Regions from separate parts of the Homo sapiens genome. Here region 2 is linked to region 1. Evidence: read pairs that join two places in POLR2A ChIA-PET (ENCODE). Cell type or tissue: Caco-2. All regions are shown on one strand. Each heading gives the region's core, and the rest is flanking DNA. Links, peaks and the distances in the headings are about the cores only.

Region 1 (2,921 bases), core at 301-2,800:
AGATAGAGCTCCTGACATCAAGCCAAGATAACAGCACTTTGTAGCAAAGATAAAAGTTGGAATGGGCCTTTTTCTAGTGTTGACTGAAAGGATAAGTTTTAAAAATTAGAACTGATGGGTCATGCTTTCAAAACCTTTCCTGAAGGTTTTGCAGTTTAACTAGGCAGGAGAATTGGTTTATTGGAACAGCCTTGGTCTTTCTTCTTTTGTAATAGGAATTGTATTTAATTTGATTATATTCAGCTGTTTCACAGAGAGCAAATGGTGTATTGGCTCAGAAGAGGCTAAAGTGTGACCTTATTGTCATGTCAGCTTGTTCCTTTTTTATTATTTAAATTCCAAACTATCCAATCTGAGCCTCAGAGGGGGTATAAGCTACAGCGGTTGTCACTTGAATATAGTTCAGTGCTTATATTAAGATCAAGCAGAAAATGATTATAGTTGCCTCTGGAGGAAGAGTTATAAGCGATGGAGCTGACACTAAATGCAGACATTTTAGCATAGCTGATGTTGGGTCCGAGCTCTGATACGGACGGCATCAGCGTAGTGGCTTTGGCTCAGTGAGGAACGCAGATTCAGTCAGCCCCTGCCATAGAGTAGTCAAGGCTTGGCACGATCCTCCTGGAATGGGTCTTCCTGCCATAAGTCTCCAGCCCATTGTCAGCAGTGCCACCAGAAGAATCTCACCAAAATATAAAGCTGATTGTGTCACTTTCCTGCTCTGTTAGCACCTGTTGCATATGAGAGAAAATCCAAATCTTGACCAACAATCTGGGCCAAGCTTCTCAGCCTCAGCTCCTCCTTGAACAAGCTTGCTTTTAAGCTATAGGCAGCATTTAAGATTAGAGACTTGCTCGGCAGCCAGGATTCACAGTTCCTCAGTCTCTCAGGTCCTACAAATATTGACTAAAAATGACAAGTAAATGTCAGAACCCACAGAACAAACCATGATCGCACAGATATCAAAGGACATGTGATGCTACACTACCATCCAAACATCCATCTAATGAATATTTTTTGAGCATCAACAATGCACCAAGCACAGAGATTACTCATCCCTGCCTCGAGGCTGGGGGAGGCAGCGAGGCAGCTTGAGCTGGTAAATTATAGAAGAGCCCAATGAGTGTTCCTACCAAGGTAGGAACAAGGCGCTGTGTGGGAGCACAGAGAAGGGGACAGGTAGCTCCACCCTCCCCTTCCCTGAGGTGGAAACATCTGAACCAGGTTGTCTTGAAGCAGGACTCAGAGCTAGGTGAAGAAGAGGGAAGAGGGAATGGCACGTGCAGAAGCCAGGAGGCACTGAGGAACCCACGTGGACCATGGAAGGTCATTGTGGAAGAAGCCAAGGCTGTGTGGGGTGGACATGTGAGCTCAGACCCAGCGTCACGTGTCCTTTGATATCTGTGCTGCCGTGGTTTGTTCTGTGGGTTCTGACATTTACTCGTCATTTTTAGACTATATTTGTAGGACCTGAGAGACTAGGGAACTGTAGGAATCCTGGCTGCTGAGCAAGTCTCTAATCTTAAATGCCGTCTGCAGCTTAAAAGCAAGCTTGTTTAAATAGATATGCACCCTGCACCCCTACTTTGGACACACGAGGGAAAGAGCACAGACTTTCGCTTTGATGCCAGCATTCCCTGCCCCGGTGTGCCCTCCCTGGTAAGGCTGTGAGCCTGTTGTGACTCATAGGCTAGGGATCTACCTAAACCTTATTGCAGTGGTTTCTGTTTCAGTCTGTATTTGCAATAATAGCAGCTCTCATTGACCGAGCACTTTGCTAAGGGAAGTCCTGCATTGTCTCATTTAATCCTCACAGCAACCTTCTGAGGGAAGCTCTGTTATCCCTATTTTACAGATGAGTTTAAATTCCTTCCCAAGGATGCATAGCTGGCAGCGTTACTCCCTCTCATGGCACAAACACCAGGGATGTTCTGCTCAAGTCTAGCCTTTCCTCTTACTGCTCACACTTAGCTTTTTTCTGGCTACCAGAAGCTCTTTCAGATTAAAGCAGCTCTTTAAATTGGTGAATGGAAAACAGTTGACATGAAGACATAACCATGAAAGTGTTCAGCTTTTGACTGTCATTTTTCCTTGCACAGGTGATTCTCAAACTTGTTCTTATGGTCAGCAATGATGATGATAGGTTAATTCACTTATATCCTACCTTGATCCCAAAAATATTTGGAATTATTATAATAGATTTTAAAATACACAAACCACTGAGTGCAGTGGTGTGTACCTGTGGTCCCAGCTCCTCAGGAGGCTGATATGGGAGGGTTGCTTGAGTCCAGGATTTCTGGGCTACAGCCTAGATCAGCGCTATGCTGATCAGATGTCCACACTAAGTTCAGCATCAGTATGGTGAGCTCCCGGGAGTGGGTAACCACCAGGTTGCCTAAGGAGGGGTAAACCGGCCCATGTTGGAAACGTGCAGGTCAAAACGCCTGTGCTGATCGGTAATGGGATCGCACCTGTGAACAGCCACTGCACTCCAGCCTGGGCAATATAGCGAGACCCCACCTCTTAAAAAAATATACATACGAGGCTGGGCACAGTGGCTCACGCCTGTAATCCTAGCACTTTGGGAGGCCGAGACAGGTGGATCACAAGGTCAGGAGATCGAGACCATCCTGGCTAACATGGTGAAACCCCGTCTCTACTAAAAAATACAAAAAAATTAGCCGGGCATGGTGGCGGGCGCCTGTAGTCCCAGCTACTTGGGAGGCTGAGGCAGGAGAATAGCGTGAACCCGGGAGGCGGAGCTTGCAGTGAGCCGAGATTGCGCCACTGCACTCCAACCTGGGCGACAGAGCAAGACTCCATCTCAAAAGAAACAAAAAAAAAATATGTATACATACGAACCAATAAACTACGTGAGAGGAAAAGAAACATAAAGATTAAACGACAAGTTTACGAGTCCC
Region 2 (2,921 bases), core at 215-2,714, 51 kb before region 1:
TTCTTTTTCAAGACAGTGTCTCACTCTGTTGCCCATGCTGCTGCAGGGGTGCAATCGCAGCTCACGGCAGCCTCATCCTCCCAGGCTCAAGCTATCCTCGCACTTCACCTCCTAAGTAGCTGGGACTACAAGCATGTGCCACCACACCCAGCTAATTTTTGTATTTTTTATAGAGATGGGGTTTCACCATGTTGCCCAGGCTAGTCTCAAACTCCTGGGCTCAAGCAGTCTGCCTGCCTTGACCTCCCAAAGTGCTAGGATTATAGGTGTGAGTCACCACACCCAGCAAGAAGTCTTATAAGTTGTAGTAGGATAGTTTTGAGTCTGGACTGTGTCTGTTTTATGGGCTTGTATTCCTCAGTCCATACACAATGCTTAACACATAGCAAATACTCAATGAATAATTTGTGGAATGGGTGAGAGAACATAGGAACATTTAAAGATCTGGACTGAAATTCTCTACCCTTGCCATGCCAAGGAGGCCCTTCTTCAGGTGTGTGCTAAAATAAGCTTCTGACTGTATATAGAATTTTATTCAGTAAAAATCACCAAGTTAGATTTCTCAACCTGCTGATGTATTTTATTTAAGTGACAGATGTGGAATTATTGCATACATTTTGTTCCGTGACCTAGACAGAAAGAAAACCCATTATCAACATTTCCCAATTGCTAGTCACCACACTGCTAGTTAATGGGTTGGTAGATACACACTGGAGGGCCTACTATGTGTTACACCACATGCTAAGCACTTCAAGTGTATTATTTTATTCCTTACAACATCTCTGTAAGTTATAGATAATAACCTTTTTTTTTTTTTTTTTTTTTTTTTGCAGGAGAGAAACTGAGGATCAGGAAGTTATCTAACTTCCTGAGGTTTTTTTGGACCTCACTTTCCTGAGGGGTTTTGGAGAAAAGGAAATCTTGATCACCTTAAACGCCTTTTCTCTGATTTCAGAGATATCAGCTTCTGAGCTGCAATCCTCATGACCTTTTTTCCCTTGCTAATGCCCAATACACTATTAATATTGATTCTTTCATCAAAATAAACACCAAAGCCCAAGTAATGAGAGTTCTGGACATTTAAAAATCATGTGCTCTTTTATTTTTCATGTAAAAAAAAAACAATAAGCATTCATCTATCTGGTCATCATACTTAAGTGTGTTTTACATTTTCCGAGGATGAGTGAATTTTTATGAGTATGTAAATTGAACATGCCAGATCACATTTGGGAGAAATCTGGGATGCCTCCTGGAATGCTCCTGAATTCTCACATATGGATTAAATGCTATCTATATATGGGCTACAGGCTTCTGTCGCTTTGTGAAAGCTATACTGGCCTTTGAACATAAAATGAATATTGGTTAAACAATTCAATGAAATAAATTTTTTAATGGAAAATTTTAATCTTATCTGATGGAACATGAATAAGTGAAAGTTGTACTCATTAAAGATTTGGAGATATGATTTATGTATCATATATATTCTGCCCTGTACACCCCCACACCCACCTCTCTTTTGGCAGCAGGCTCTATTTTGCATCCATTCGTTGTTCAAACTTCCAATTCTCATGGAGACTTCCTGGTCCCATGAAAGGTACTGCTCTTTTTATGCCAAACCAACTCTAAAATTAAGTCTCTTCCTGTGGATCCAGTTATCCTGTACTTGTTCATTGTTCTTTTGATCATTCGTCTTTCTCTGGTGGTGACTCAGAAACAGGACTTTTAGGTCTCTGCTTCATGCTGTCTGCCATGCTACTGTCTGCCCTGCTACTGTGAGATAGTTAATCCAGCTTCTGCGTAATCAGAAGCTTAAGAGCGGTGCAAGAAATCTTAGCAACATGAGAATCTTTCTTCATGCAGGCACTGTGCAATAAATTCAATCATTCAATCCTTACAAGACCCTTATGCAGTAGATATGGTTACTTCCTTCATAATTCCAGAACTCGGTAGAGAAAATGACCACTTAGGAACAAGGGGACGTGAGTGAGGCTGACAATGCTCAGGGTCTCCAGGACAAGTGATTCTCTGTGTGGTGGGCTAAGAGATTTCCCTGCATTCTTCATACTGCTTCAAATTTCTAAATTGTGCACAATAAAAATGTGCTACCCTCATCAAAAATAAATCTTTTATAAAGAAAGGAAAATAAAAGTTATATGTACTCAGGATATTTGGAAAGTGTATAAAATTAGAAGGAAAAGAGGGCTCGTGACTTAAATGTATGTGTAAACTTAACCCATTTGGTACATTACATTTATTTCTAGTCTTTTCATGTGTGACAATTGAAAATTTTTACATAGTATCATCATTTCTGTTTTTTCTCCATAAAAAGTGAGATGCCAGTATTCATATCTTGATGGACTATAAAAATTCCCCTTTCATCCTCACCTTTGCCTGTGCTGCCTTCTCCTCTAGTCTTGAATTACAATCTTTGACACATGTGCATTGCCTAGAAAGCCCTATTTGGTTAACAGATATCACTGTGAAAAGCAAGAACACAAAAAGAAGGTTATTACTTTCCCTCTTCTCATTAACACATACCTCACTAATAATACCCTTTGCTGGTTGGGCATGGTGGCTCACGCCTATAATCCCAGCACTTTGGGAGGCCAAGGCGGGTGGATCACGAGGTCAGGAGTTCGAGACCAGCCTGGCCAACATGGCGAAACCCTGTCTCTACTAAAAATACAAAAATTAGCCAGGTGTGGTGGCAGGCACCTATAATCCCACTTGGGAGGCTGAGGCAGGAGAATCGCTTGAAACTGGGAGGCAGAGGTTTCAGTGAGCAGAGATCGTGCCATTGCACTCTAGCCTGGGTGACAAGAGCAAGACTCCATCTCAAAAATAATAATAATAATAATAATAATAATACCCTTTGCTTTCTTCATAGAGTGATTGAGTCTACACATTCATATCTTCATTTA

What was found. ChIA-PET counts read pairs that join two places held together with the same protein. Peaks named below come from ENCODE experiments on the same cell type or tissue, not always from the same donor. Only the 100,000 strongest peaks of a DNase experiment are listed, where the experiment ranks them.
Region 2: POLR2A ChIA-PET joins it to region 1 with 10 read pairs; 3 of 35 experiments call an interaction of 5 or more read pairs at or near these places.

Annotation. Positions count from the first base shown.
Region 1 is chr9:125,512,505-125,515,425 of GRCh38, reverse strand. All of the region lies in intron 7 of MAPKAP1 (MAPK associated protein 1), which reads left to right. It also overlaps the pseudogene RN7SL30P. Among named protein-coding and RNA genes, the nearest start is that of MAPKAP1, 190 kb to the left of the region's middle. In Caco-2, for the core only: no CTCF peak of the experiment used is centred there; a DNase peak (open chromatin) is centred at 1,654.
Region 2 is chr9:125,563,650-125,566,570 of GRCh38, reverse strand. The region is part of intron 5 of MAPKAP1 (MAPK associated protein 1); the gene reads left to right. It overlaps LOC105376272 (a long non-coding RNA gene), which reads right to left and starts at 2,836. Exons shown (of 4, transcript XR_007061777.1): 1 at 1-2,836. In Caco-2, for the core only: no CTCF peak of the experiment used is centred there; no DNase peak of the experiment used is centred there.